6 separate regions of the Mus musculus genome follow, and regions 1, 2, 4, 5 and 6 are each linked to region 3. The links are chromatin loops, found by intact Hi-C in ENCODE. Cell type or tissue: left cerebral cortex. All regions are shown on one strand. Region 1 overlaps Ttc7b (tetratricopeptide repeat domain 7B). Region 2 overlaps Ttc7b (tetratricopeptide repeat domain 7B). Region 3 overlaps Ttc7b (tetratricopeptide repeat domain 7B). Region 4 overlaps Rps6ka5 (ribosomal protein S6 kinase, polypeptide 5). Region 5 overlaps Ttc7b (tetratricopeptide repeat domain 7B). Region 6 overlaps Rps6ka5 (ribosomal protein S6 kinase, polypeptide 5).

Region 1 (5,000 bases), 120 kb before region 3:
AATTAACATGAAATAACAGCTTTCAAACACTTGACTCATGATACGGAGCTGAAAAGGTGTGGGCTGGATCTAAGAGAGCTAGACAGGAAGAACAATAGTGGACCTGCTAAGCACACGTGATGGGAAGGCATTGGAAAGGAGGTACTGGGAACAGCATCAAAGAACCTGGCAGAGGGAAGAGCCAGGAGGCAAGAAAACAGGCAGCCAGGCCCCGTGCAGCCCCCCCCCCCCCCCCCGTGCACCCCTGAGCCCATGTGAAGGCTGAGAATGCAGGTCGGGGGCAGGGAGAGATGGCACTGCCTCTTCACCCACTTCCTGAATGTCAGTGGCTTTATAAGGCAGGGAAGAGTGTTAGAAACAGAACCGATGCTTCTCATCTCTCCAGAAACCTGACCCAATCAATGTCTTAGGGTGGCTGAAAACATCTGGTGGGAAATAAGTGACACAATGACTGGCATTAGTCTGATGCTGCTGAATCCAAAGATACTGTAAATTTAACCCACTGAGGAAATCCCAAGGCAAGAAAAACAAAACAAGTGATGAGAAAGCTTAGGACATGCCAGTGTTGGACATGAGGCAGTGAGCAGAAGAGGGACCATCAGGGTGGTCGTGTCACCAAGAGCAGCCATGACTTAAGTCAGAAGTCATGTACTTTGTAGACTTGGTTCAAAGTTCAGTAATCTCACTTAAAACATATTTTGTTCAGAGACTTATTGAAAACTTACATAAAATTAATGGAGAACAGGAGAACATGCTAAAACACAAATCCAACTCTGATGGTTAATCTCACTGGCCAACTTGACAGGTTTTAAAATCACCTGGAAGACAAATCTTGGCAGGTCTCTGAGGGTGTTTCTGACCTGGTTTAACTGGGGTGTGAAGACCCACTGTAAACTTGGCACACCATCCCATAAGCTGGGGTCCTTACTTGAGTAAAACAGGGAAAGCAAGTGAAGACCGTTCATTCTGCAAGGCATACAAACCAACCAGCACACCCTGCTTCTACCATCACACTTTCTCTGCGTACTCTTTGTCTTTCCCTAAGCTGCTTCCTGGTAGGTACTTTGGCTACAGCAAGGAGAAAGGTAGCTAACAGACTTCATTACTGATATTTATTAAAATTTAGCAACTTCTACAGCGTGTGCTGTGATCCGGCTCCTGCTACCTTAGTTTGTTCCTAGTACGTCATCTTCAGCCCAACTCAAGCCAAGGCCAACTCCTCCCTCACCTCACTAGTCTTCATGTGCCACGGGTCTTTGCAGAGGGTGCTCTGTTGTATGAAATGCCTTTTCAGGCCATGCATTTAGGCCTTTTAAGTGCCTACTCATCCTTGAGAGTGCATGGCGAATGGCACCTCTTAGCTTTAAAGAATGGGAGTAACCCCCCTCCAATGACAACACAATTGTCAAAAACCACGAGAGCTTACAACCGCAAGATAACAAATTATAAGCCAAGAAACGTATGCTTCCAAGACAAGTAAAAATAATAACAGCAGCAGCAGCTGTGAGCACTTGGAATATTTAATCACTGATTCCACAACAACCCTGCAAATTAGGCAGAGTTAATTCGGCCAGACTCATAGCACAGACAGTGAACTAAATCTCTCTGACTTTAAAGCACCAAACAAGAAGCAGGGAATTATTTTGAATCTTACAGTGACATGGATGGAGAGGGAGGCACTAGTCCACTGCCAAATATTTAAGCCAAATGTAAGACTGTGGAACACAACGTGGCATAAAGTGCAATCAGACCCTCCCCTCTCAAAACTTCCAGCCCAGTGAGTGGTCGACCACACTGTGGCCTTGAGCCTGAGGAGTTGGAGTTGGGGCTCTGACCCTAGAATGTCACATGCAAGACTTATTAGAGAACAGTCATTCACATTTGTGCATGTATGTTTGTGATCTGCCTGCTACCCTAAAGTCTGATACATACAAAATTCCAGTTACTCAAACTTTTACTTTTCATTAAAATTCATTAAATAATATTTTACCCTATTTTGAAAAATTTCAAAGAATCCTAAGATAATTCCTGAAATAAAGTCTATGTTTGGTTTAAGGAAGGGCTTAGAACGGACATAAAACATCCCAGTGAGAATCCAGGTCATGTGGTAATATGAAATTTCAATGTTCTTCACAGGAGATGAGTCTAAGTGGCACATCTCAGGGCAAGTGGGGCATCCAGCAACTATTTCCAGGATGACTTTCTGACCCTGCCAGATCTGTCCCACCTGCTGTATGTAAACTCTTGTTCAGCCTTCTCCTGGTGATACTCCCACAAGTCCTGACTTGGGCTGAGGAAAGAGAAAGCTAGAAGTTGCACACTGTAAAATTCTGAAACCTAATATACACAAAGGTTTCCAATCAAGAACAACTAGTGGAGGGCTAAGGAGGTGGCTCAGTGGGTAAAGAACTTGCTATGCAAACATGAGGACTCCCATGAATCCCCAGAAGCCACCTGCAGGCAGAGGAGAGATAGCACTTACCTGTGACCCCAGGGCTCCTAGAGAGAGATGGGAGGCAGAGACAGGAAAATCCCAGAAGACCATTGGTCAGTATGCAAGAGGCCTGCTCTCATACATGAGACAGCAAGGACTGGCATCTAAGGTAGTCATCCGACAGACACACACACACTCACACATCACAGCACATACACATCAAAGATCTTTTTAAAAAAATTTAAAGTCTGTGGCTCTAATTTCCTTAAGCTTGCTAAGTGCCTCATGGAGGAAACACACACATTAATCATGCAAACCTGCACTACTTCAATGTGAGGGCTGCATTCACAGCAGCTGATTTAGAAATAAAATCCTAGGAACCTGAACATTTAGGATCTTGTGATGATCTGTGAACTCAACTCTCAGACTCCGCACGCCAGGAGCCTTCCTTTGCTTATCTACTGAACGTGGGCAGGATGCAAAAGCAGCTGTGTGGAACAGCCCAGAAAATTTGCGCCGGTGGGACGCAGGTCCTCAGAGCTCTGGATATCTTCCCTGACCCTGACTTCAGAGCTGGGCAGCCCACGTGGAGACGGAGCTGCTGCCAGAGGCCTGAAGGAAAGCGAGCATGGGACTCTGAGCAAAGGAGAGACTGCATTAGCAGAGGAGGGGGCGTAGGGTGGGTGGGGCGAGTGTGCTCGAAAGACATTTTTAACTAGAGAAGACGGTTTGGCAGCCGACCCAACCAAGACAAGCAGGATGAAAAAATGAAGAGCAATGTGGTGATGAGGGAGATGAGGGATTAAAGCCAGATGAGTCAGTCGGGAACAGGTGTTCTGAAAGGGAAGGCGAAGCAGGCCATGTGCGGCCAGCCCTGTCCAGAACTGTATCTTCAGATCTCACCAGCCAGCTCTCCTGAAGGAACTCTACCTCTGTTTATTGCCTCAACCTACTATGTGCTGGTTGGAGCCATGGTAGTCTGGCTGGGCTTTCTTAATGGACCAATGCCAGAAAAACAAACAAACAAACAAACAAACAAACACATAAATAAACACCTAGCCTGTGGCCTCGAGTTCAGCTGCTGTGACTGGTGCCCACCAGGGATGACTTCGATGATGGCTTATAGCTGGGAAGGGGCCAGAGCTAAGACACAGACTTCTTATTCCCCTTTGTCAACATTTGGAAGGAACGAATGTCAGCCAGGTTAGGTGACTGTTAACACGTATTAACTATTGCTTGAGCCCTGACTAACTGCAGATCACTCAAATGATCTAATTCTCCATCTGTTACCCAGGGAACAATGTCATGGATCAGGTGGCTTACCCAACTGCATATTGACATGTTATTTATTACCTCATTAAAAAAGAAGTTACAAGTTTTCCCAATTAACGCAAAGCTTGAAAAGGCCTTAACAGATCTTTGAATACTTTGTTACTCCAAGTATATGGTCCAAGACATGTAGCTGCAGAATCTACAAGAAAGATTTTTGTGAAAAACAGAATCTCTATCTTTCTTCCACCTGTCACCCCAAGTGAGAATCCACACACAGCTAGGTTCCCAGGGATTGTGGGTGCAGAGTTAGAAACACTACAGCTCATAGCTCTCCACCCCAATGGAGGACGGACCTGCAGTGGTGTGCTTTGAAACAAAAGAAAAACAACTTCCCAGGAAAGAGCTCCCATGGTCCTTGCACTTCGGAAATATTTCCTGTGCTGATTCATTCCCAGGGGAAATTAGTTTATTTATTTAGAACTGAGAGCTTGTTATGTTGCCCAGGCTGGTTCCAAACTCCTGGGTTCTTGAGAAGATGGAGCTATTGGTATGCACTACACTTGCCTCCAGTACGACTCCTGGGAACATGGCTCCCAAGATAGGTGGGAATTCTGCACACCCAATCATATTAAGCCTGGAACTGTGGGTACCTTAGCTGCGGTATGGAACACACTATACCTGTGAGCACTTTCTAAGGGCTGATCGAGAACTCTGCCCAATGTTGCCCACAGAGCTATAGTGAGGGTATGCTAGGTGATCAGTCTCTCAGCCTGGGGCAATGAATCACAGTGGCTGTACCTCATGGTCCGCCCTTGAGTCTGGAGAGCACTGAGCAACTGTCCAGGAGCATATAGACATGGTGGGGTCAAGAATGAGCATAGTAAGACATTTCCTCGGGATGAAGAAGCAAATGCTTTTCCAGAATAGACAAGGAAATAAAAGGCGGGTTTAATAACCAGCTGGGAGAGTTTTGCATCATGCCTACCTAAATGGGCATCAAACTTGAATGTTTCTGAAATGTGTTCAAGTCCAAAAATCTCTGCTGATACACAAAACCTCACAGGCTTTCAATGAGAAACCCGTACTCTCAGGCTTTCAAGGGGTCCTTCTGGGCAACTGGTCCTGTTAAACACCCAAATGTGTTCTGCCTCCTGGTCAGCTGTCAACAGGGGGGACGAGGGCCTGAGGGCAAGGCTCTCCTCACTGTAGCAGCTTCTATGGTGAAGAACCCACCCAGTGGCTCACTGCCAGATGTGAGCCACTGAACTGCTAAGGAAGTTCTAAACACATGGCC
Region 2 (5,000 bases), 52 kb before region 3:
AAGCTTCACTTGGCTGTTTCCTGGCTTCCTTTTGAAGAGAAAAGTGTTGCCTCCTGGGGGAGGGGAGGAGGGTCCCAGCACAGCTGCAAACGCACCTAGCAGCACTCGCCACATGTTAGTTCACCAGACAAACTCAACACCTCGAGAGCAAAGTCTGGTTTTTTGTTGTTGTTATTTTTTTGGGTCCCCCCCACCCCCGTACCTATCTCTCCTGGTCTCAACAGCCTCACAGGAGCAAGCCAGGAGACCCTCAGGAAAGAAAAGAGTGAGCAGGAGCCTGCTTTGAAATCCCTTTCCCTGTCAAGTTTTGTGACTACCAGGGAACAGCTAAAGCAGACTCTCACAGAGAAAGATATACCCACTCACCACTGTGGGCACCGTCAACATTTAAAACGACAGAAACACAAAAAGATATCATCCATCTATGTTCTGAAAGTCAGTAACTCTTAGATCCCAGCTTGAGAATCTTGCTTCTCCTTCACGTCAACAAACCTTGGTGTCATCTGTTCTGAAAACGTGTGACATCAGAAGTAGACCTCCACATCAGGAATGAAAACAGCATGCTTCCTGGTACCAAAGGATACTCAGGTTTCCCAGAGCAAAGCCTAGCTTCTCCCTCTGAACGCACTCTTGCCTCAGATCCAGTGGCATGCATTTGTGAAGACAGATGGCATCTGTAGTCAGGGGCCAGGGATCAAACTCACAACCTTGGCCTCATTAGCAAAGGACTGTACAGAGCAAGGCAGCTGCAGCCTAGATATAGCAATGGAGGGTGTGACAGCCACGACACTAGGAAGTGACCAAGCATGCCAGGCTTCTGGATGTCTCATCTCAATCTAATGAGAGCTGTCGTAGGCTTAACAACATTTTTTGGATGACTCCACCAAGGGAGGCTTCCTCATGACAAATGGGAAGTAAAGTGTATAACTGGTCAGCTGGCCAGGCAGCGTGAGGTAACAGGAACACATCAAACCAGACACAGAGGGTGCCTTCTAGTTCATATCACATATCACAGGGACATGAAGGAATCCATTTAACACACATGCAAAAGAAAGCCCAGAGTGAAAAAGTGCACAAAGTAGGAAAGCAGCTGCAGAAGCCGGAGGGCTGCAGACAGCTCATCCTTCTCTCAGCTCTTCTTTACACCGCCAGACCCCAAGCCTCCGAGGAATGAGAAACACAGGAAAGCTCGTCCTATCTTCAATCCTCCTTCCTTCCAACCTCAGGGAATAGTCAAAGGACATCAACGTTCATCAAAACCTGCCTCCACAGGAAACTCACCAGGGAGTCGGAAAAACAAACCTTCTCTCTCGTGAACATAATTGTATCTTAACGAAGGGCAATTTTCTCAAGGATTTATTTGTATTTTATGAGTGTTTTGTCTGAATGTATGAAAGTGTACTTTTTTTTTTTGCATGCCTTGTGCCCATGGAGGCCAGAAAAGGGCCCTTGATTCTCTGGATGTGGATGCTGGGAACTGAGCCTCGGTACTTTGCAAGAGTAGCGACTGCTCTTATCCTCTAAGCAATCTCGCCAGAGCCTTAATGAGTCTCAATTTAATCCCAGAAGCCCAAAAGAATCCAATGGACTCTTGGATTCCTTAGTGTAATAATACTTTTAACAAACTAACCGTGTGGATCGATCACAGGGGAAACTGCCTTTCTGTGCATTTGTTTAGGAATCCTTATGTTTATCTGCAAACTTAAATTATGAGAGACGAAACAGTACTGACTCTGTAGCCAAACCTCATGGGTTTCAATCTTCTGTAAGGGGAACCTCTCTCCATTTTCTTATCTATTTTACAGCTCACTGACTTGCTATGAAAAGAGAAAGTGAGTAAAATACACTGGGGAAGTGTTTTTAAATGCCACCCCTCATCAAGGCTATCATCCTCTATGAGGGCTAGTTTTATGTCAGTGTCAGCTGCAGTCATGCGGGAGGAGGAAACCTCACTGAGAAAAGGCCCCCACCACACTGGGCTTGTGGATGACCCTATGGGGGCATTTTCTTGATTGATGATTGGTGATTAATGATTGATGTAGGAGGGCCTAGGTCACTATGGGCAGTGAAACCTTTGAGCTGGTGGTCCTAGGTGCTGTAAGAAAGCAGTCCGAGCAAGCCATAAAGAACATGCCATAGACGGAACTTCCCCATAGCTGCTGCATCAATTCCTGTCTCCATGTTCCTGCTTTGAGTTCCAACCCTGACTTCCTTGAATGATGGTCTAAAAACTGTAAGGTTTAACCAAGCTTTTCCTTCCCAAGTTGCTCTTGATCATGGTTTTTAACCACAGGAAAACCCTAATTAAGACATCTTCAAAAGTATACCATTGGGGGAGGGGATAATACTAAGCTCTACCTTCCAATTTATAGGAAGGAAAATCTTTATTTCTTTAGAATCATTTTACTTTGAAGACAAAAATGACATTCCCTAGTTGACTCCTTCACTCCCTTGGCTAGGTTTTGAAAGCCAACAATGCAATGAGTAGCCCATGAAGATCCTAATTCCCAGGTTGGGCCTAAGATGATAAAAGGCAACAGCCGGGCCAGTGAGATGGCTAAGGGGGTAAGGCCATGGTACACACTTGCTGAGACGCAAGCACACACACAGGCATAATTAAGTAAAAGATAACTGATGTCATGTGAGGTGAATAAGAAACTTTCTGGACCTACTTACTCTGCGGGGAAGGTGATGGTGACATCTCCTGAGAGACTGGTGCTCTGGGGGAAGAGGGTGAGTCCCAGACAATGCTAACACTGAACACAAGGGGGATCAAGGGTTTAGGAAGTGACTCTTTACTATGCTATCTCAGCACAGGCATCTGGGGCCTGCTTTGAGCTGATGAAGAAGGACCAGGACAAACCAAAGACTGGACGTGGCAAGGAAGTTTTATAAGCCTATGATACGAAAATGCAAAGAGCAGAGTAAGTCCCAGAACATTATATTTACTCTACCACAAGTGCCTGCTCAGTGGACCACAGGCTGGGCCTCCATAGCCTGCGCTGTGAGGTGGGCTCAGTCAGTTACAGAGTACCACTGAGTACCAAGCCTACTGAGTGTTTACTTTAGAAGATGATGGTAGTGAAGAAGCAAGACAGTCTAGAAAGCGGGAGTCCTAACAATCCTAAATGCTCATCAGTACTTGTCACCATCCTATTCTCCCAGTGCCTTGGACCATGGGAAGGAGAGAGGGAAGGGGTCCTTCTAAGTGAAGCACACATACTCATGCTAAAAGGTCAGGGGCAAGGACAAGAGTGTACTGCACATTTCAGTGAGTGGCAAACAGATACTGCATTGCCACGTTAACACAGTGCAATACTCCAAAGCTAAGACAAAGGGAAGGGAACAAAGAAATCTAAGAGAACACTTGACGGAATATTAAGGCCCTTAGGCATTGAGAAACCATGGCCCAATGGCCCTAAGGATTTGAGCAGTAGCAGAGGGGGTAGGTAACAAAGAGCCTCAGGATGGGAAGTGGTGGAAATCAGAGGGTGGCCTTGGGTCCCAAGCCCAACTCTACCCACAAGCAGCCTACGGGCACCCAATTACTAACCAGCAGAAGAGGAAGGACCATGACATTAAACTGTTGAGTAAAACGCCCTGTGTTCTCCGTGGGGAAGGAATGAAGAAGAGTGTGGGTTGAGGAAGTGCAATGTCTGTGGGATCCCCAGGCACCCTTGTGAGTTGTCCCAGATAGGAGCTGGGAAAGGTGAATAATTTAAAATTAGAGAGGAGGATCACAAATGGCAAAGTTGAAGTGGTCATGAGAAGGGGGAGGGCAGGAAGGGAGCGTGAGATGTGAGGCATGTGGAGACATGGACCAGGAGGAAAGGGCCAGATGCCAGACAGACACATAAGGGAAGAAAGCCACTCTCAGCTCTCTCCTGCTTTTTCTCACCTGAGAAAAGGAACAAGTGCCTCCCCCTAATGGGGGAAGGGAAAGCACCCCAAAGCCCTGACCTGCTCCTCAAAACCATCATCCTTGCATCTCCCTACCATTTGCGAACTCCCACCACCTACCATCTGGCCCTCCACGGCACACATAAACATTTACTGGGTGAAAGCCAGAAGTAGGCGCTATGATGCTCGGTTTAATAATAAACACTGCAAAATCAGAGCTGGTTTCCCTTATATGCTACATCAAAAATCTTTTCATGTATACTTTTAGATGTGAAGATGGGGAAATATGTCCATGGCCACTGAGCCAGTAAACAGAAAATTTGGGATCAAACCCAGGCCCAATATAGTTCCAGTGCCTAGAGAGTTGAAAGATGGCCTGTCATGATGACAGACCAGACACAAACTTGAGAACAGAGCTAATTCCAACAAGCAAAAGCCAAGCTCACCCAGAGGAAGGAGAGCATAGAGAAGACTGTGCTTGGGCCAGACCTAGAGGCTAGGAGACCAGGAGAGAGCTGAGAGTTCTGATCAATGGTCTCTGCCCCAGGCAGAAACACTGCTCAGAAGCCGGTCAGCTGATGAGAGAGTTGCTGTTCTGACTAGCGAGTAGAGAAGTGGGTCTGCACGTTCATCACCAGGACAAGCTTCTAAAGAGTGTTCTCTAAACACGGTGCTTTGTTCATGTGACTCTTCCTAGACAGAGTACATAGTCAGCCCAGAAGATGGTGGTCAGGTTTCCCTGTGCATTATAGAAAAAGACCCACTATGTGCATTCATCCATGCCACTCTTTCATCATGAGGAGAGCACACGACTCACTCTTCTGGGCACATCTAGGTCCCCACAGGCTGGGACAGAAGCTAACAAAGAAACCTGAGATAATACCATTACCAAGGTCACCATCATCTTCTGCTGAGACGACCCTGCACATCCTTCCCAGTGGCTTCCCATCCACCTGCTAAGGCAGGTAGGAGCTCATTTCCTCAACAAACTTGGGAAAGAGCTCCAAGGAGAAAGGAGGGCCCAGCCTAACAGCTCAGCAAGCTGAGCAGGACCTGGGAGCCAGCCCTTCCTGGATAATATTCTGTCCAACTTTTTTTTC
Region 3 (5,000 bases):
GGCTCGATTAAATAAAATGTTTCCAAGGTTAACAGTTAGTTAGCAAGTATTCAAACTTTCTTGCTTTTTAAATTGAAGAAGTACACAGACATAAGATTAACCACTCACAAGCTGCACTTGGTACAATATTGTATGGGTACTACTATTTATTTTTAAAACCTTATTTCTTTTGATTGGCAAATAACATTCCACTAGGAAGAAATGCTTCATTGTTTTAAATCCATTAATAGATTGCTGAATTTTGGAGGTTTCCCACTTCTTGCATAGCTGGGGAGTCTGTACAAGCCTTCCTGCCCTGCCTCTCGTAAGAGCCTAGGCTTTAGTTTGCTTGGCTACACTGCAAGGCAGGAACTGGTGGATCATGTTGGGCAACTCTTTTCTGTTGTAACATTTTAAAGCTCTGTTTGAAAAAAAATCACACCTACATAACTATACTCTTCTGGGAGAAATACTGAAGTAAAAGGGGCGGGGGTGGACTCTGAGTAGACATCTGGCTTTGAACCCTTGCTTCTTAGCACGAGTGCCCTGTGAGTCAGGAGCATGCTGTCGAACACCCTGGAGCCTTTCTCCTTGTCACGAAAACGTACAGAGTGACATGTGCTGGCGACAGTGCCAGGGCCTGGCATTCAGAAACATTGAACAAATAGTCACCACCTTCACTAGCATCTTCCTAGCACCAATGACAATTCAATTCCTTTTTTTTTTAAGGGGATATCTAAAAATACAGGAAAGTCTCAAGCAGAAAGCAACCATCACTCCCATTCCAGCCCCTCAAAGTTAATCCCCATTAGTGCAACCAACTCAGACCCTGATCCCAAGTGTGATGTCTTGTCACTGTGGCCTTGGCTCATTTGCCCTAAGAGAAGAGAAGATGTATCACACTAGGATACTCTGCAGTATAAAATGGAACCTCTGACCATCCAACTACAGCAAGGGTGACAGTGACCAGGGGACACAAGCAACTGTCCTTGCCTCACTGCATGAGACCCCAGGGGGCAGCAACTAGATGTAGCGCCCTAGCTGGGATGGACTTCTCAGAACAGCCGCTTGGAGAGAAGGAAGGAGCTAGTCTTCAAATAATGTTAAACAAACAAACAAACCAGTCAGCAGCAAATGTGACAGACACAGTGTCTCTGAAGAACTCGGGACAGGACAGGTAAGACGGCCAAAGCCTGGAAACCTGAGCTTGATCTGGGAGTCTCTGCGGTGGGAGGAGGGAACAGACTCCTGCAAACTGCCCTCTGACCTCCACACTCTACGTGCATACACAAAGATACTAAATAAACAAACATGTAAATTTTAAAGTTTTAAAAGATAATTCAGAATAGACACCTCTGCAGACCTTCACTTAAAACTGTCTTAAAGCCTTCTATGGACTCTTTGAATTCCTACTGCCTCCAAAAGGAAAACCAATGAAAGAGAAGTCTACCAACACAAACAACATAAAATATGAATGTGGGTCAACAGCAGCAAAAGGACTTGTGCTCTTCTTACAGCATCTAAATATAAACAGGCAGCCCTGGCCAGCAACCTGAGCTGCGAGGCCCACTCCATACGGCATGAAGCCTCCTGCCACAGCGCAATCACAGCCTCTAGAGTAGAAAGGGTGGGAAGCTCAAAGGAGAGGTACAGTTTGCTAGCAGCTCTCCACACCATCAAGGCCAGACAGCATCCCCCACCCCCACCCAACCCACACACAAGTCCTGAGCTTCCTTTCCACCATAGCAAAATTGGCACACAGGAGCTCGGCAGTGACCTACTTCTGACGTCCATCCCTACCACACATGGACTTCTCTAGAAAACGACTTGCCCCCTCACCATCCAAAGGGATCTCAGAGCTTCAAATGCAGAAAGCAGCTTTTCAAAGAAACGCAATGAGGCTTCTCTGGTCTCCTGCACGCTCTCTAGACACAGGGGACATAAGCACAGGGGAGTTGAGGCTGTGTCCGGTGTCTCACACGGTCTCAGGCACTGATTCGTGAGCTTTCTACTTCAGTAGCTTCTTGGGACACAAACCCCCAAAGATCAGAGAACTGTCTTGTTCTACTGCTCACCTAGAAGGTCATGTTCATTTGTAAACACGCGATTGCTAAAGCTTAAGACAAGATTCTGTTGCTTCAAAGAACCCGTCAGGAAACCCTGGCGCTTTCACATGGGCTTCCTTACTACCACGGACCTTCACCCAGGAGGATACAGGGCACGATCCCCGCTAACGATCTCATGTTTTCTTTCCCTTTTCAAAGGTCCCTGTGTAAACTCAGTCTCTGCTAAAGCTGTCCCAGGCATTCATGACAGGCTGATAAGCCTGGGTGTGACCCAGCTGAACAACTACAGGCTATGGAGCTTCCTCCTAGAGAGTGCAGGGCATTCCTGGACCCTCCTCACTATAGTTCCAGTTTAACAGAGAAGCCCAGGCAGCTCAATTTTCTCCATGCATCTCTGAACTCCCGTTTAATAACCCAGTGACCTCAGTCTCCGAAACTGCAAATGCCAGCTCGGCCTATAGGGACGCTAAGTCAGCCTGCCTTGGAGCAGGGTAGGAACTATAAGGTATTAAGACACAAATGGCAAGCAGATAATTTTTTTTTCAGGTTGATTGGTTTTACTGCTGGGTCTGAAAATATGTTATTGATCACAATTTAAAGAACTAGGCATGTCTTTAAAGTCCAGAGTCAAAAACTATTATTGTCTTATAAGCTATTGGACATGTTTAAAACTCTTTTTTTTTCTTTTTTTTTAAATTAGGTATTTTCTTCATTTACATTTCAAATGCTATCCCAAAAGTCCCCCATGCCCCCCCCCCACTCCCCTACCCACCCACTCCCACTTCTTGGCCCTGGTGTTCCCCTGTACTGAGGCATGTAAATTTAAGTAAGGTATGTGATGCACCTGGAAAGGAGCAATTGCGCATGCGCTACAGTGGTTCCTGTCTGAGTCTTGATGAGGCTCCTGCGACCCCTGGTGGCAGTTGCCCACCTACTGCAGAACGACCTCTGACCCCTGCAAAAAGTTGTGATCCTGACAGATGTGGCCCTAAGCCACAGCTTTTGGTTTATCATCTTGCTATATAATTCTGGGTTCTGGATTTTTAAAACCTGTCCGGAACTCCAAAGTGTCCCAGATATCCTTAAACAAAAAAGTCTGAGGGCTGCCTGCACTGTTTAGTAAAGGCTGTCTGTCCACAACCTCCTGCAGAGTCTACACTGGTTCTAAGAGCTGCTGTTCAAAGGACCTCAACACAACCAGGATCAACCTCTGTCACTAAGGGTGTGCAGTCTCACGGTGACACAACCGTGAAGAGGTGGAGTGATGAATCTTCCCACCAGCTCTCTTAAATGGGGCCTGTAGCCATGCTTGTCTTTAGGGTAGCAAGGATCAAGGGGAATAGGGCCAAGTGGTTAGGACATGTTTAGGACACCTTGCAAGATGCAATCACCACCAATAATTTAGTACTACATCCCAGAACCCAGCATTCAGTAGTCCCTACATACCCTGAGGCCTCTCTGCACAGAAGCTGCCACCTCTCATGGGCACTGGGCAAGGCACAGGGCAGGGACATGCAGCCAAAGTGGGGCTTCCTGTTTCTCCTGCTCTGCGCTCTCCCCAGCCCGCTGTGAACAGCTACACCCTACGCCACACTGCAACACCTCGCTGTCCACAGAACAGTCTGTGCCCTGCTCCCGCCCCCAAGAGAGCTCTGAGCTTTCCAAATATGGGTGTGTGTGTTTTCTTCTTCATTTCCAACACATCATGAATATCTGGGGGAAGAAAATGAGCACTAGACATGGTTTGGCAGCCACAGAAGACTAGGAGGGGTTGTGACCAAGCAAGGCTTGCACCTGGGATCCAATTAGTCAAAACACAAGAGCCAGGCCGGGTGATAGCCCAAATCAGACTTGGTGCAAGTCCGGGCCCCTAGGAGATTCTAGGAGGAACCCGACTGCCACAGTGCAAGAGCTAACTGCATTACAAAGGCTCTTTAGCCAGACAGATGGGAGGCAGTCCACAGACCTGGAGGTGAGGGTCAGCAGGAAAGGAGCCACAGACAAGATTATGTGCTTCAAAGCATGCTGGACCACATCTATATTCATCTAAATAGACAGGATTTCAGACACGCTGAAATTCCCTCACTTCCGACTTAACAACCAGTGTCTATCCGAGTAGAGTTCATGACCAGTTGTGTACCCGGCATGCCAGGGCAAAGCTAACAAACGGTCTCGTGCGGGTAGGGTAGCCTGTGAGGCAGCTCCACCCCTCCTCTGTACACAGAAGCAAGGCAAGCAGCGTGGACATGGCACAGCTTCACTGCCCAGCCTAGACCATGTGCCCGTGTAATTGCTAATCCCATGAATTAATTAATTAATGATACAGTTATGGAAAGGCAAGTGGCAGAAGGGAAACGATTAAACCAAAGCAGAGTGCCAACCTAGACTGTGTGGAACCAGCGGGAGGAGGGTGGGGTCTGCATGCAACAAACAGTGTCAATGAGGGTGAAAGTCCCATGTCACTCAGACCCCTCTCTCCTGAGACCAGAGCTAAGGGACAAGAGAACAGCAACGAGCTAGAAGAAGACAGAGCCAGTTAGGGAGTGGGCCTGGAGGAGGTGGGGCAGGTGAGTGGGCAGCAGGCGGCCTGGAGAAGGGGTGGGTGGGTAGAACACAGCAGGATATGAGGCCAGCCTGGCCATCTGGGAGCCGGCCACAACTCTGGAAGGAAAAAAAAGTGTGCCTACATTCAGCAGAAAACTCACTGGGAACCCAAGCTCTGAGCACAGGGACACTTGTACTCTACTGTGGACTTTTAATTTCAGCTTGACTTGAGCTGACACTCAGGTCTCTGTCTAGCTGCTGCCTTCATCGTACGTGAACATCACCTGCCGCAATAGGAAGCACACAGAGGGGAAGTCACATGTTACTCAGACCCCTCTCTCCTGAGACCAGAGCTCCACTGAGTACCCTACCTCCAGATAACCCTGTCACCACTGGGAGCATCAAATCAGT
Region 4 (5,000 bases), 89 kb after region 3:
TATACAAGTGTGTGTGTGTGTGTGTGTGTGTGTGAGGGTGTGTGCATAAAATTTAAATGAAATTATACTACTTTTGGTAATAATGATCTCCCCTAAGAGCCATAGACTCAGAGAAACTCAGTGCCAAGCATGGGAAACCTTCCTTACCATTGTTGGTCATCGGAGTTCAATAGACTCCCAAAACATAGGCTACTGCCATTGACCTTAGTGCCAAAGACTACTGCTGAAGAAGATACTACACTTCAGACACAAGAGTTGGGGGAATTGGACTGAAGCTGATCTGGAAATCTCCTCCTAAGGAAATGTTCCCATGGTATTCAAAGCTGCCATTCAAACTGCCAAGGGAGAAAAGCAATCAGCAGTCCTACCCATGTGTAATGTCTGTGAGCCACAGCAATGACCAGCATTGCTACATATACCCAAAGTTAACTGCTATGACTGGTCAAGGGCCCTAGAGGACAATCTGCTAATGACACATTCCTAAACCTATGTATTCTTAATTGTATTGTCATTCCTATATCCTTAGGTAAGTGTAGCTCTCACGTCTCATTAAAGAAGTCTCTCTCTCTCTCCCTTCTTCCCTCTCACCTCCCCCCCCCCTCTCTCACTCACACACACACACACACACACACACACACACACACACACAATTTCTGTTGAGACAGTGTCTCACTAAGGCTGACTTGAAACTTATGTAGACCAGGCTGGTCTCAAACTCAGAGTTTTTGCCTCCTGAATGGTGGAATTCAACGTGTATGCCACCATGCTCAGGTAAGAAGTTTCATTTTACAGCAGTCAAGAGACCATCACCAAAATCTACAACTGGTTAGAATAGAGAGAGCATCACACCATGGGGTGCTCATCTTCAATGGAGAGTTCTACAGCACGACTCCTACATTTCAGGCTCAGGAAACATCCCACAAAAGGAGTTGGGGGATGGTTAAGAGTCAGAGGACAGAACATTTGCTGTGAGAATGTTTTCTGTGTGTGACAGGGAGCTGTACCCATGCAATTGTAACAATTTAGTGGCCTACGTAAGAGCAGCAAATGACAGCATCAGTTGCTATTCCAATATAGATGAGAGAACTCTTACAAAGCCCTACCAGCCTTAGATGAACAGCTACAGGCAATTAATAGCTGCCCAGAAAGGGAAACTCGGTTTTCTCCAAGGATAAACCCTGACAGATTACCTAATCTCAAGCAGCCAGCAGGAGTGAGGGGGCAGGGTAGGTGGAGTGGGGAGAAGGTAAGTGCAAATGATGTAAAGACAGTACTCAGTTATGAAATTATAAAACAGAAAAACTTAATGTAAAAAAAGAAGGGGGTGGAAAAAACAAAGAAAGGAAAAATTGAAATAGTTTTCTATCATACAATGCTCAGACCTTGATTTTTGACGACTGAGGTCACCAATCATGGGTGTTTTCTTGGGACATATCGGTCCTTCAGCAATTATACTAGAGGTTCTCTGTGCAGTGCCAGGCGGTGTGCTACACATCTTACCAGAAGCACGTTTGGCTCCATCTCCACAGGGCCTGTCAAGGCTCTGGCAAGAACGGGTTTGTTCCACTAAGACTAATGAAGGAATTCTTTGGTCATCTTGGAGGAAGTGAGGGCATTCCCTTTACACTGGCGACTCTAACCCTCCTCTCATAGAACACGTAAAACCAGAGCTTACTGCTTACTTCCTCCTGCCCCAGGGTAGCAAGGGAAGTATCAGGACAGTTCCACATGGGTGTGTGCATGGCCAGGAAGGGACAAAAGTAACAGTTGAGCCACTTCTATCCTCATCTCGGTTTCTGCCTGAAAATACTATCATATACAGAACTTTCTTAATCCTTTAAGAGGATCAATATGAAGACTACCAAGCAGCCCTCTAAGAATGCCAGTCAGCTTCTAAATCTGTCTGGTTCTCACCTAGAGCTTAGAGTTCTGTCTATGTAGAAAAAGAACGCCATCTAACTATCTAAACAGTCACAACTAAAATGCTGCCTAGGAAAGGGATTCAACTTTTAGTTTGGAAATAATATACTCTGCCATTTAAAAGTCAAAGTGAGAGCTATAGTTAGGAAAGTGCTAGTTCAAAGGTACGTTTTTACTTTCCTAAAACCCAGTTTAAGAATAAAATGATGGTAGAACATATAGTGTAATCTGACATTTCTGCTTCACTTCAAGCTACAAAAGCATCTATTTGATCAGGAAAGGAAGAAGACAAATTTAAATTCTGCTGCCGAGGACATGTGCCTCATTCGAGACACCATGAGATGACAGATGGCCAGTTATCAAAGAATAAAACATGTGAAAATGAGTTCTATACAGTCATGGAACAGATCTTTTCCATTAAAAAACTACATGCCTGTTCCTTGTCTATCAAGCAAACGTTTAAGTAGTGTGCTCTCACATTTAAACTAGACAGCTCATCTCGGAGCCCAGAGCACCATGTTTTCAGTGGGTGTTACGTAGGAGAGTGAGAATTGGGATGAAGGAAGCCGAGGGGAGCTAGCAGAGCTGTGAGTTCCTACGACACAAGCCACTTCTGATTAATTACTAGCAATGGGAAGAACAGTAATAAAGTACTCAAAAATTTAAAACCTTTAAAGGAATAAATCAATTGTCTTCTGTACCCCTGAGGATCACAACTGTGGGTTCAAACTACTACCCACTAAAAACTTCAAACAAACAGACAAAAAAACAAAACAAAACAAAACAATCTACCCACAAAAAAAAGCAACAAAAACCCCTTCAAAACTGTACAGAATATGAAAAGATTTTTTGTGATTATTCCCTAAAATATACATATTTATCATTTACATCAAAATAGATATCATAAATAACTTAGAGAGAGGATTTAAAGTATACGAAAGGATCACGTAGGTTATATGAAAATAAAATAATATTCAATTTCATGTAAGAGGTTTGATATCCATAGGGAGCTTCGGTACCAATCCTCCACAGATACAGAGAACTGTATTTGAATACATATACTGTAGCTGTCCTCAGACACACCAGAAGAGGGCATCAGGTCTCATTACATGTGGTTGTGAGTCACCATGTGGTTGCTGGGATTTGAACTCAGGAATCTTCAGAAGAGCAGTTAGTGCTCTTACCTTCTGAGCCAATTCACCAGCCCTATGTTTCCACTTTTAAAATATCAATTTTGTTTGAGAAAGGTTTTCTCAGTGTGGTCCTGGCTGTCCTGAACTCACTCTGTCGACCAGGCTGGCCTTGAACTTAGAGATCTCACTTCCTCTGCCTCCCAAGGGCTGGGATAAAAGTATGTACCTCTACTGCCCATCTTTTTAAAACATTTTTAAATAATTTAAGCACAAGATTAAAAAAATTGCTTTTACAGAAATATTCTTTTTTGATTTAATAAAAAAGGAACATCAAGCCCATTAATATTTTAAATAGACTTGAAAATATATTATGATCACATAGAAACTAAAAATAATATCCTATTTTAGAGCAGAAATATATATAATTTCTCATTTGGTAAAGGATAATTTTTAAAAAAAAAGTCATTGGCTTTTGTTTTCCAAGCTCATTATTACTTATTTTTAAAAAGAGAGGAATTTTCATATTTTTGATACTAAAAATGGATCATTCTGAGTTAAAACCTTCTTAATTAGCCTTCTTAAGGAAATATAAAAAGTTGTTGCTCTGCACTGCTCTCCAGGTCTATAAATACCACAGTCGTGAGCATACTGAAGCACATATAGATAGGACAGCTTATTAAACCAAGGCAGGGCCTCGTGTGTAACTATGTAGAACAGAATCCCATACATTACTGTTTAGGAGCTATCAATTTGATTTAAAAATGTGAAAATTAAGGTTTCAAAATACACTATCAAACGAACAAACTCCCCAAGATGGAATACATATAGCAGTGCTTATTATTTTTTGCTACAAAATTTTCCATCGCTATTTTTAGTATACAACTGTTGCATGAAGCATTTTTCCCATAAAAGGCTCTCACACTTACAAATATAACCTCAAGATGATCAGCTGGCAAGAGGGGAAAAAAAGAACAAATTTATTTTAGACTGACACAGAAAAGAGAAGAGAAAGAAAAAAATCCTAGGAAACATCTTCCAGGATTTACTTAGTGGCCCAAGAGAAATAGCAAGCGTCCTAAAGGCTGACAGCTACTCTAAGGCTAGCGAACAAGGAGAGCAGGCTGAGCTGTCCAAGGTCACAGAGGCCCACCTCAGGCTTCAGATCTCTGTGCACCACTCCTACATCGTGCATGTGGCTCACAGCTGACACAAGCTTCCGCATGATGTAGCTGGCCTCAGTCTCGCTGAAGTGCTTCTTTCTCTTGATGCGCTCGAACAGCTCTCCGCCATTCAGAAGTTCCATCACAAGAAACGTATGAAGCTAGAAAGATGGAAAGAAAGAGCAACGTGGGGCCTTACTGAAAAGATACGGGTTACTCTATAGGTTATTTATTATTCAGCAACTTTAAATAATCCCTTGCTTAAACAACCTATAACAATCCTTGCATTTAAAGAGTTGAAGAATAATGTAGCTTTTTAGAATTCTATTTTAGCAATGAAAAATTTCAAATATTTCAGCAAAATCTTTACAGTCTTTTCCTTTACTTCATTTTATTTCTATTGAACTCTATTTTAATTTTGAATTTTTATATTTTCACTTTAAAAACTGAGAGCCGAGGTGACAAAATCTATGGTAAATAATGCAGGGGGTTGCTAAGTAGTGTTATATGCAACTGCTGCCACTCAGCTAATGGGTAGTTTCCCTTGAAAGAAAGATAGTGTTTGATAACTTCAGGGCTCAATGATTAATTACAGGATTTCTGAGAATATTTACTGCAAATACCCGCATCTCACTGTATATGTTTCTGTGGAAGAGACCTTCCTCCTGGCTGTTTGCAGAACAGAGTGTCCTTCTGGCTGCCTTTGGATCAAGATGTATCTTGGCTCCTCTAGCATCAAGTACTTCCCACCATGATGATAAAGGACTGAACCTCTGAAACTGTAAGC
Region 5 (5,000 bases), 130 kb before region 3:
TCATACAACATGTGCTGAATGTTTCTAACACTGGTCTGGTCATGTAGTGTTTTTAATATAAGCAGTCACAAAGGGTTGGTGATCTGAACACTGCGAAGGCTCCTCGTCCAGGGAGCTTTCAGAAGGCTTTGTCTCAATGTACGACGATTCTGGAACCCACGAGGCATTGACCTGCCTGGGCGCCCGCTGGACCACACTGGGGTACTGCAGCTGTAATGTTATGGGATTCCACCTCACCAAGCTGCAGAGAATGAGCCTGGCTGCCACGTGTGAGGTATGAAGGGATCCAAAAGCTGGGATCCTGGAGCCTGGATGGGGATCTGGGCTCTTACTCTCTGTCTGTCACTAATGAATCATCACTGAGAAAGCCACTGTACCTGGGTGACTTTTCTGGCTAGATGATGGAAGTAAAGATTCAGAACTGGGTAACAGTTGAAAGAGTGTACAGATAGCGCATTCTGGCTAGTTAAAACTTCCAGGCACATGCCAAGGGTCAGAAACACAGTTCCCTTTAAACACTTGTCTCGGTCACTATGCCTGGTGAGTTTCCCAGAGACAGCTCACCTCTGTCTGGCCTTCTAGTGCAATTATGGGAGATGTGGGAATCTAAGGGCTCCCCACTTCAAACAGTAGAAATCAATTGCATCCAGAATCATTAATAATGATACAAGACCTATCTCCTTCCACTGGTAGAGCAACTACCTCTGGGTCTATCCTGCAGTTTGTCTTCCATTGCCCCTTTAAAAACAGCATTCAAGACAACTAACTACACATTGTTCAAAATGGGGATATCCTTTCTTCATATTGAATGTTTTCTTCCTAGATCTCAGGGGTGCAGAGAGGTACTTTCAGGAGAGGAAATCAGCAAGACCCCAAGTCTACGGTGTCTATATACAAAGCATACACCTCCAGGGAATTACTGTTCCCCTGTTACGACTGACAAGTCAGAGCATATATAGTAAACACTGGTTAAAATGGGAACTGTAGTTTCTCTTAGAGACTCTTCCTGTCTTCCACAGCTGCAGAAGCTAAACACAAGAGACAGGGTGTGGTGGTGAAAGACCAGGAGTCAGAACGCCAGAGTTCCTATCACAGCTTTGCCTCTTGTGATATTGTGTGGTACACAATATATATTTCATCTCAGAGAGGGGCTGCAGACAGGAACCCTAACAGAGGCTGAAAGGAGAGGTGAGGGTCTGGGTTTGGTCCAGCATTCCTCACTATGCGCCTTTCCTCCCTTTTGGAATGCTGATGTATATTCCATGCCCTGTAGGTTGGAAGTTGTTATCTGCTTTTTGACTTGGATTGCATAGGGGGTAACAAACAGTCAAGAGATTTCCTTGAATCCCAGAAGAGACTTTGGACTTTTAAACAGTGTTGAGACTGTGATAGACTATGGGACTTTTGGAGTCGGACTTTATGAATTTTTTTTTGCATTATGATATATATATGACCCCTATAGGGGTCAGGCAGTAGAATGTAGTAGCTTGAATAAGAAAGGCTCTCATGGGTGCACAGATTCAAATGCTTGGTCATTAGAGAATGGCACTACTTGAGGGGGATTAAGAAGTGTGGTCTTGTTGGAGTTAGGTGTGCCCTTAATGGAAGATGTGTGTCACAGAGGCTGGGCTTTGAGGTTTCAAAATTCCAAGCCAAGCGCTGCAATCTCACTCTTCTTGCTGCCTGTAGATCTCGATGCAGAACGCTCACCTCCTTCTTCAGCACCATGTCTGCCTGCGTGCTGCCATGCTCCCTGCCATGATAATGGACTAAACCTCTAAAACCCTCTGAGGCCTGGGTCCTAATCACACAAGCTTTCACTGTGTCTGAGCCTTGTGTCAGTAAGAAGAGTTGTGAGCAGTAAGAAGAGTTGATCCAACATGGCACTTGCCCATTCATTCTGCTTTTCTGAAGGCAGAAGGAGAACACATTCTGTAAGATAAAAAAAGCCCTACCAAAACACTGGTGATTATTAGAAGGCCTAAAGTAAAGAAAACCTGCAACAGTGTGTGTCAGCTTTAAATGTTGTTTGTTAGTAAGTGATTGACATAGGAGTTAGGAAGAAAACAAGATTTTCCAATCATAAGGATGTCATTTTAAGGCTAATGACAGAGAAGGTTCAGGTGGCAGTGATCAGAGGTGGGAAAGAAGTGACTGACAAAAGAAGAAGAAGAAGAAGAAGAAGAAGAAGAAGAAGAAGAAGAAGAAGAAGAAGAAGAAGAAGAAGAAGAAGAAGAAGAAGAAGAAGAAGAGGAGGAGGAGGAGGAGGAGGAGGAGGAGGAGGAGGAGGAAGAGAAAGAAGAAGAAGAAGAAGAAGAGGAGGAGGAGGAGGAGGAGGAGGAGGAGGAGGAGGAGGAGGAGGAGGATCTGGCTGTCATCAACAGAAGCAGTATGCTGTCACAGAGAGAGCTTTAGTGTCAGACAGCCTCCTGTTTGATGGTAACTCCACTCAAATCAAAGTTGGAAAACTTGGGTATGCTGCACACTCTCCTTTAGCTTTTCATTTCCTCTAAAGTTGGGGCAACAGTAGCTGTCTTGCAAGGCTTATAGGGAGTAGAGGCCCAGTTTGGTGCTGGCACAGAGAAGTTCTCAGTGAAAGCGATCACTATCAGCCCCGGCTGAAATGATGCGATTTGGGATGCTGAGAGCCCATGGGGACCTTTCTGGTGAGAGTCTGGTCAGGTTCACGCTGTTCTGAGTGGCTAAGTCATTATGGAGAAGAACTGAGAGGGCTTTGTTCTTTACTAAGGGAGAGAAGACGAGCAAGTCAGATCCCTATCTTAAATGCAGGAAAACATTCAGACCCAGGAAAAGAGAATCTGAAACCACAGCACTTCCCCAAATGTACCCTGGGGAGAACGTCCACCCACTGCTCAAAGCAGAAACTGTGTCCTCCAAGCGCAGGTGGAGCCCCATTGGTACAACTTGTCCAAGCTCAGCTCTGCAACCCGCTTCTATTGAGATTTCCCTCAAGCAAAAATAAAGATGGAAAGAGCTGCCGAGAACATACAGTCAGGGGCTGCTCTCATTGGCCACTCTCAGGCTGGCCCATGTCTTCCTCTAGCTCCTCTTAGTGCCCTGAGGGCCCGTGCTGAGCCTCAGGATGACCGGTAAGGGCCTCGGGGACGATGGGGAACCCAGACAGATGAAGCAAAGAGGCCACACTGAGCACATGGAGGCAAGGGCAGTAGAGTCAGGGGGTTGGCACAGATCTACTCCCTTTGGACTCCAACTGCTCCCTGTAAAAACCTTCCTGCTCAAATTTCAGCTTATTTTATTTTTAGTAAAGGATGCTTCTCACGTACCATGATTCTTGTGTGAAAGTCCATATGACCTAAAGAGCCTGGAGGCTGTTTGTTGTTGGTCCTGTGGTATTGCATCTGGGGGCTGTGAAGTGTGCCGACTGCAGAGCTAGCCTTGTTTGTGCATGCTACATGCCCTAGGCAGGGTCACTTCTCATCCCAGCTGCTCAGGCATGCCTACGTCTGTGCAGTGGTAAAGGGTTTCGGAGAAACATTTATTTATATCCTGAGAAAATGAAGTTGAAACAGACAGGGAGCTCTGATAATGGCTGTCCTGTCTCCACCCATACCCAGGGCTTTGGGAGGGCTCATGTCCACCCCAGGGTGGGAACACCCTGCTCTGTCCCTAAAAGATCTTTCAAGGAAAGAAGAATATGGTCACAGGCATTTGGTTAGGTATTTTTAAAGGCTTTCCAATTCTGCTATTTTTTTTCTCTGCACATTCAATATTCTTGGTTGCTAAGTGGGAGGAAATGTGGGGAGGTGGGAGAGGTGTGGAGAAGTGAGGGAATTGGCAACGAGGAAGCTGATGGTTTATTTTCTCCCTTCTAAAGGGGGGACAGGCAAAAGATGGGCTCCACGGGGGCAACCAGCTGAGCAGTACCTGCTGCAGGCTGGGTTAGAGGGCCACGCCTCCCACGTCCTGATTCTATCGAGGGGCCGGGAAAGGGGCTTTTCAGGGAGATAAAGACTGCCATTTCCCATTTTTGCTTATAGAGATGAGTAGGATTTTTAAAGTAAAAATGATTTTTATTTTCAGATCAAACTGTGACAGGGAAAATGTGAGATTCAGCACGGCTTCTCCTTCGCCAGAGGGAAGGAAGGGAGCGAGGCGCAGCGTGAGGGGACTTACTACATCTCAGAAGTCCTATCAGACCCTGTGAGTGAAGCTGGCTTACCCAGGGGCAGCCCCATACTCCAAGCTGCTCTGTCATAGCTGAGTCGCCGGTCTATCTGAGGTCAGTCCCCGCGGCACACCCACTTCCACAGGCTCTGAGTCTGAATATTTGCTTCTTAATGGCAAAAGCCTTTTTGATTTGTTTGTTTGTTGAAACACGGTCTCTCTGCAGCCTAGGCTAGTCTAGAGCTCATTATCTTGTCTAATTTGGCCTGGGACTCTCAGCAATCCTCCTGCCTAGTCTTACTCAGATTTGGAATTAGACTGTGAGCCACATCACATTTTGTTCAACTGAAGACATTTTTGTTAAAAAAAAAAAATCAAAATTCCCACTTCCCAGTGCCACAGCCCAATTCACAGCCACCTCTCCTCTCTGTAGGTCTCTGCAGACCATGACCACCAGTGAACTTGGCTGCCTCCTACTCTCCTGGCACCACCGAGTGACAGACACCGTGTTGCCTCCTGACTCTTCAGAGCATGCTGTATGTCATCCATCCACCTTGCCATGAATTGAGAAGCCTTCTGAGCATCTGAGTCACAGGAAGTCACTTGAATCATCGGATAACGCTTTGCTAAATCACTCTGGCAGTGCGCCCCAGACTTGGGGCAAACAGATTATGGGGTGTTTGTTAGTGACCTCCTGGGGGGTCGACTGGCTGTTCTTTCCTGGATCTGCTGACTCAAAAGGGTAGCATTTTGACGGTCTGGTAACTACAGTACTACACAGTTCTGAAGGGGCAGAAGGAGATAACCTATAGAAAACCATTAAGACAAATAAATTTTATCTGTGGGGATACAAT
Region 6 (5,000 bases), 96 kb after region 3:
TGCGTTGTGAAGTTGGGATGGTGGGGCTTAGATACCAGCCTTACCATTAAGGCTAACTAATGGTACCTAAACTTCTATGAGTTGTTTTCTGACTTCACAGTGTTAAGCAAGGACTAAGATAATACATGTAGAGTTTACAGTACAGCACCTGGACCACATACTGCATAAACGGAGGCAAAAGTTATAATTACGATGTGTTCCTGCTACCACCTGATATCACCATAATGAGTCACTCTTAGCTGTGGTACTCAGAACTGAGTCCCAAAAGCTACTCTAGTCAAGAATGTCACAACAATAGAATAATGTGTACCTGGAAGAGGTTCTCTTTTCTAGATTGTCACTGATTACTGATCCTGGTACAAGTCTCAAGACTTTTAGGAATCTCAGGTCCTTTGTTGTTAAAATTAGATTAAAAAAAAAAAAAACCATGTTCAGGACTTGTTTTGGTATTTGTGCCTTAATAGGCATAGAATGGTAACAAGTTAAGGTTCTAAGAAGGCTTTGATACCTGTCCATTATCAGAGAGAAGAATAAATAGCACAATTTCAGGCATGGGAGGTGGCAATGGAGGGAGCTGAGAGGTGCTATGGACCAGCCATGTCCAAGTGACAGGCTTCCGTGTGAGACTTCTGTTGAAAAGCAGAGCTAAGAGTAGAAGAGAGCATAGAACAACCTGTCCTGGGGGCTGAGCAGACGCTGCCACCTGGAACAAGATGAAAGGGAACATCTGTCTTTCTGCTTCCCATTTGTCCTTTAACTTGCACCATGTGGGCTTAAGAGTCAGTCTGTCTGATGCTAGAAATGTAAAGAATGTTGAAGGCTTAAAGTCACTAAGTACTGACTACGAAGTAATTAAGTGAGGGTGGATGGCAGCCACACTCACAATAAGCACACTGCAATCTGTGACAGTGGCACGAGGGCCTCTTGCCCCTCTGTATCCACCCATGCCAAGATGGGTGAAGTAAAGGATGAACTGAGGCAGAGGTGAGGGTGTGTGCGCTACCTTCTCTCCCCTTCCCAGAGGCTGGGTGATAGTAGACGCCCCTGAGCTTCACTCAGCAGCACCAATAAAACTGGTGAGAAGTTGAACCCTGTATCTGACCTAGCCCATGTGCGCGGATGGAGGGAGTCCTTGAAATACCTGATCGTGAAAAACTTCATGTAGTTTCACAATATTGGGGTGTCCTTCGCAGAGTTTCAGAGCTGTTATTTCTTTCTGAGTATTGGCTTCCATCCTACAAAATCAAATAGTTTTCCAGCAGAGTTTCACATCAGCGCTCTCTCCCTGATTGTTTTTATTTATAGTGTATTCAGAATGCCTGTGTCAAAGTCTCAAAATGACATATCCACAAAAGTAGTAATCATACCACCCACCAGGAAAGTAAAACTTTTTTTAAAGAAAATTATGACCTCTGAATTAGAAGAGAGCTAGTCATACAAAGAAATGGATGCTCTTCTTGCTGACAATTTAGCAATGGTAATAACCTGTTACCAGAACTAGCTAGCTCTGTTCTTAAAGCCATCAGGAAGCTTGCTAAATACTTTTGACTGCAAATATTCAACAAATAAAAGTCACCAAGCAAATCTGATTAAATATATCATTACCACAAGACAGTTTTCATATAAAACACAACAGATTCTGATTTGTCCAAAACTGATTACATCATCAGAGAACACTAGTGCTAGAAGTATTGGACCTCAGCTAAAAAGGCAAATAACTAAGCATGTGTGCAAAAAGTCTCGCAAAGGAAACAACTGATTTCCTTCTCCGTAATTTCCAGAACTTCCTAAGTGGTCAAAAGCCCCAAGAAAGACTGCTAGGACTGGCCATACCTTTTGCTGATTATTTTGACAGCAAATGCTTGGTTAGTTTTTTTGTGTACACACTTGCGACAAATTGAAAAACTTCCTTCTCCCAAAGGTTTGTCCTTCAGATCTAGGTCATAGTGTTGATAGAAGGGTGAGTCCTGATAAAAGATCAACATTATTTAATTTAATAAAAGATTGGTAGTAATACACAAAGTATATGTAAAGCTGTAATTTAATGTGAAATGATTCAGAAATTTGAAAGCAATAAATTAAAACTCATTTAGTGTGCTTATATTTTCATCTATACATTTGTCCAAAATATATCATGTTTTATCATGGCAAAAAGGAGCTCATGCAGGTTGGCAGTGACAATCTTCTGGGGAAAACACTGCTATTCCCACTTATTTACTCATTTTCTAAAGTTGCCTTTTAGTTGAGTGATAATCTAGTAAATTTACTAGACTTAAAAACATCAGTTGGTGTTTAAATATTCACACAAATCACAGATCCAAACTGAGGCAGCCAGACCTATGTACCTTCATCATTGCACTCCTGGCAACATTTGTCACTCCAGGACGGTCAACTCCCATATGGAACTGAAGAGGATCTATGACAGCTGCGTTACGCTTGAAGAGAATAGATGGAGCAACGAAGGAATAGCCCTGAAAAGAGAAGAGATGCTAAAGCTCAAAGCTCTGCACTCTCACAGCTAGGCACGGTCTAGATGGCGATCATTTCTTTTCATAGAAAAAAATGTTCAGATGAAGATAATTTTATTTGCATTCAGAATACAGCATTAACTCAATAGCAAATGCTTCTCAGAAGGAGATATTGCCATCTTCTGGCAGAACTAGCCCAACTCAAAAAATCAAGGCAGAAAGACTTCCTCCCTATTCCACTCCCAAATCTGATGCAAGCCTGTGAACCTTTTGCATTGCTGATAATATCTGTTTATAAACTCATCTGACCTCAGAAGAGGCACAGTCAACACATCAAATAAAGTGGCCCCAGAACTGTTTCAAACTACAAAAATAACAAGTTTCATAAAAGTTCATCTTTAATTTAGCAATTATTGAATCTGTATTCTATGTTTTCAGAATAACTAAACTTAAAATTGAGTTTTGGAAAATAATACCCCAGTGGAAGGATGATGTGGTAAGCCAGAGTGATAAATGACACATAATTACTCTGTGCAAGCTAGGGCATTTACTAGTTTACCACCTACATAGATCCTTGGCCATGTTCTCCAGGGTCATAGGACAGGTGAGAGGCACACTCTGAATAGCCAGAGCAAACCACACTACAGGCACTGTCAGTGGTCAGAGAAGTGCAGCTATGACACAGTTCAATAGGCACAGAGTATCTGCATCTGTAAACGAACATTTCCTAAAAAATATTCTGCACTTTTAATTTTTTAAAGTTAAAATACAAAACAATGTGCTTTATATAATATTTCACATACACACATCTACACATATTGCTGTGATAAAATACTGACAAAAACAAACAGGTAAACACTCTTACAGAGAGTCAAAGTGCTCACTACTCTTTCAGAGGGCATTAAGTTCGTCGCATAATCTACATTAGGCAGCTTACAAGCTGAAACTGCAGCTCCAAGGAATCCTATACAATATACATACATACATACATACATACATACATACATACACGTACAAAACTATAAAAATAAATCTTTAAACAATATTTTGGCAAAACCAACTTGGAGTGGAAGGACTTATTTTAGCTCACATTTCCAGATTATAGCCCATCATTGCATGGAAATCATGGACTTTAAACCCAAAGTCTTTAAAAATAAATCTGTTTGTCTCCCTCCCTTCCGTTTTTGATTTTTGTTTTTTTGAGACAGGGTTCTACTGGCAGCTGTGTTCACTGTGTAGCTGAGGGTGACCCTGAACTTCTTACCCTCTGGAACACTGGGATTTCAGGTGAGTGCTACCAGACCCAGTTTTATGCAGTACTAGAAACTAAAGCCAGAGTTTCCTGCCGGCTAGGTGAGCACTCTACATCTCTGGCCCCCTCGATTCAAGACTTTAAGAATTAGAGAGCATGTATAATTTATTATTCACTGAAGATAAAGGTCCAGGTAACACTGAATAGTTTAAAGAATGGAGTAAAAAATAAAATAGCATTATAATTTTCACATGAGCCTCAGCAGAAATGAATTTTCAAGTATAAAATGAATACCTCGTCATAAAAAACAAACAGAGGTTGGTTGTTCGAATGCACACCTTTGATCCGAGCTACGGAGAAGCAGAAGTTCAAGACGCGTCTGTTATATATAGTGAGCTCCAGAATAGCCAGGGTTACACAGCATGACCCTGTCTCAAATGAACAGACAAAATATCCCACTAAACAATCCAAATCCCAAAACTCCAACTTCTGTCTCAAAAAAACAAAACAAAACAACAAAAAAACCTAAAACATACACATTAAAAACTATAATAAAATCTATTTAGTAAACTGCAAACTTCCAGATAGTACCTCAACATATCTCTAAATTTAGTTCTGAAGAGATTATAGAATTCTTATTTTATGCCAACAAACCACCTCACTAGGAAAACTGGCTTTCTTCCAAAGCATGTCTGGCATGCTGCAACTTTACCTGAAACAGTCGCTCGGAGCTCTGTGGCAAGGCAGCGGGAGAGTAGGTGGGGTCCATCTCTGTGAACTCTTCAGCGAAGTTACTCACATCTAACTCATCCCGGATCACCGGCTTGAATGGCGCAGGCACTTTTTTGGCAGCTAAGTCATCCCACTTTATCTTCTAGAGCACAGCAAGAAGATTGGGACAAGTCAAAAAAAAAATCAAACTATATTATGAACAATAGATATGGTTACTTTGTTTTTTCTTTTTTAAAGACAGAGTCTTACTTGGTAGCTCTAGCAGGCTGGAACTCTCTACTGCAACAGTTCTCGACCTCCCTAATGCTGTGATCCTTACTACAGTTCCTCATGTTGTGATGACCTTCAACCAGAAAACTATTTTCATTGCTACTTTGTAACCATAACTTTGCTCCTGTTATGAATCATAGTGTGAATATCCATGTTTTATGATGGTCTTAGATGACCCCTGTGAAAGGTTTGGTGGTCAAACGATCCACATGTTGAGAACCATTACTCTATGTAAACTCACTGGCTTTGAACTGAGATATGCTTGCCTCTGCCTCCCA

The links. A loop is a pair of places that touch in the nucleus more often than their neighbours do. Peaks named below come from ENCODE experiments on the same cell type or tissue, not always from the same donor. Only the 100,000 strongest peaks of a DNase experiment are listed, where the experiment ranks them.
Region 1: a loop joins it to region 3, with 2.0 times the contacts of the local background. A loop is called at or near these places in 5 of 42 quality-filtered maps.
Region 2: it touches region 3 in a loop (2.3-fold over the local background); 9 of 42 quality-filtered maps call a loop at or near these places.
Region 4: it touches region 3 in a loop (9-fold over the local background); 3 of 42 quality-filtered maps call a loop at or near these places.
Region 5: it touches region 3 in a loop (4-fold over the local background); 5 of 42 quality-filtered maps call a loop at or near these places.
Region 6: a loop joins it to region 3, with 4 times the contacts of the local background. A loop is called at or near these places in 4 of 42 quality-filtered maps.

The regions. Positions count from the first base shown.
Region 1 is chr12:100,358,378-100,363,377 of GRCm38, forward strand. All of the region lies in intron 15 of Ttc7b (tetratricopeptide repeat domain 7B), which reads right to left. Among named protein-coding and RNA genes, the nearest start is that of Gm51958, 11 kb to the left of the region's middle. In left cerebral cortex, a CTCF peak has its summit at 2,477; DNase peaks (open chromatin) are centred at 27 and 3,113; H3K27ac peaks cover 3,935 bases.
Region 2 is chr12:100,425,602-100,430,601 of GRCm38, forward strand. The region is part of intron 5 of Ttc7b (tetratricopeptide repeat domain 7B); the gene reads right to left. Among named protein-coding and RNA genes, the nearest start is that of Gm36375, 67 kb to the right of the region's middle. In left cerebral cortex, CTCF peaks have their summits at 2,727 and 2,926; DNase peaks (open chromatin) are centred at 417, 570, 832, 3,619 and 1 more place; H3K27ac peaks cover 3,964 bases.
Region 3 is chr12:100,477,167-100,482,166 of GRCm38, forward strand. All of the region lies in intron 3 of Ttc7b (tetratricopeptide repeat domain 7B), which reads right to left. Gm36375 reads right to left here. Exons shown (of 2, transcript XM_006516439.4): 2 at 1-5,000. Among named protein-coding and RNA genes, the nearest start is that of Gm36375, 16 kb to the right of the region's middle. In left cerebral cortex, a CTCF peak has its summit at 2,964 (motif pointing left); DNase peaks (open chromatin) are centred at 495, 1,601, 1,753, 3,057 and 2 more places; H3K27ac peaks cover 4,882 bases.
Region 4 is chr12:100,566,626-100,571,625 of GRCm38, forward strand. It overlaps Rps6ka5 (ribosomal protein S6 kinase, polypeptide 5), which reads right to left. Exons shown (of 17, transcript NM_001330702.1): 13 at 4,204-4,374. Among named protein-coding and RNA genes, the nearest start is that of Ttc7b, 48 kb to the left of the region's middle. In left cerebral cortex, a CTCF peak has its summit at 3,015 (motif pointing right); DNase peaks (open chromatin) are centred at 1,116, 1,555, 1,948, 2,417 and 3 more places; H3K27ac peaks cover 4,787 bases.
Region 5 is chr12:100,349,414-100,354,413 of GRCm38, forward strand. The region is part of intron 16 of Ttc7b (tetratricopeptide repeat domain 7B); the gene reads right to left. It overlaps Gm51958 (a long non-coding RNA gene), which reads left to right. Exons shown (of 3, transcript XR_003950124.1): 1 at 1-274; 2 at 4,063-4,261; 3 at 4,580-5,000. Among named protein-coding and RNA genes, the nearest start is that of Gm51958, 2.5 kb to the left of the region's middle. In left cerebral cortex, a CTCF peak has its summit at 172; DNase peaks (open chromatin) are centred at 313, 2,886, 3,505, 3,891 and 1 more place; H3K27ac peaks cover 4,417 bases.
Region 6 is chr12:100,573,290-100,578,289 of GRCm38, forward strand. Rps6ka5 (ribosomal protein S6 kinase, polypeptide 5) reads right to left here. Exons shown (of 17, transcript NM_001330702.1): 9 at 4,433-4,594; 10 at 2,346-2,471; 11 at 1,834-1,967; 12 at 1,142-1,235. Among named protein-coding and RNA genes, the nearest start is that of Ttc7b, 55 kb to the left of the region's middle. In left cerebral cortex, a CTCF peak has its summit at 2,645 (motif pointing left); a DNase peak (open chromatin) is centred at 2,570; H3K27ac peaks cover 285 bases.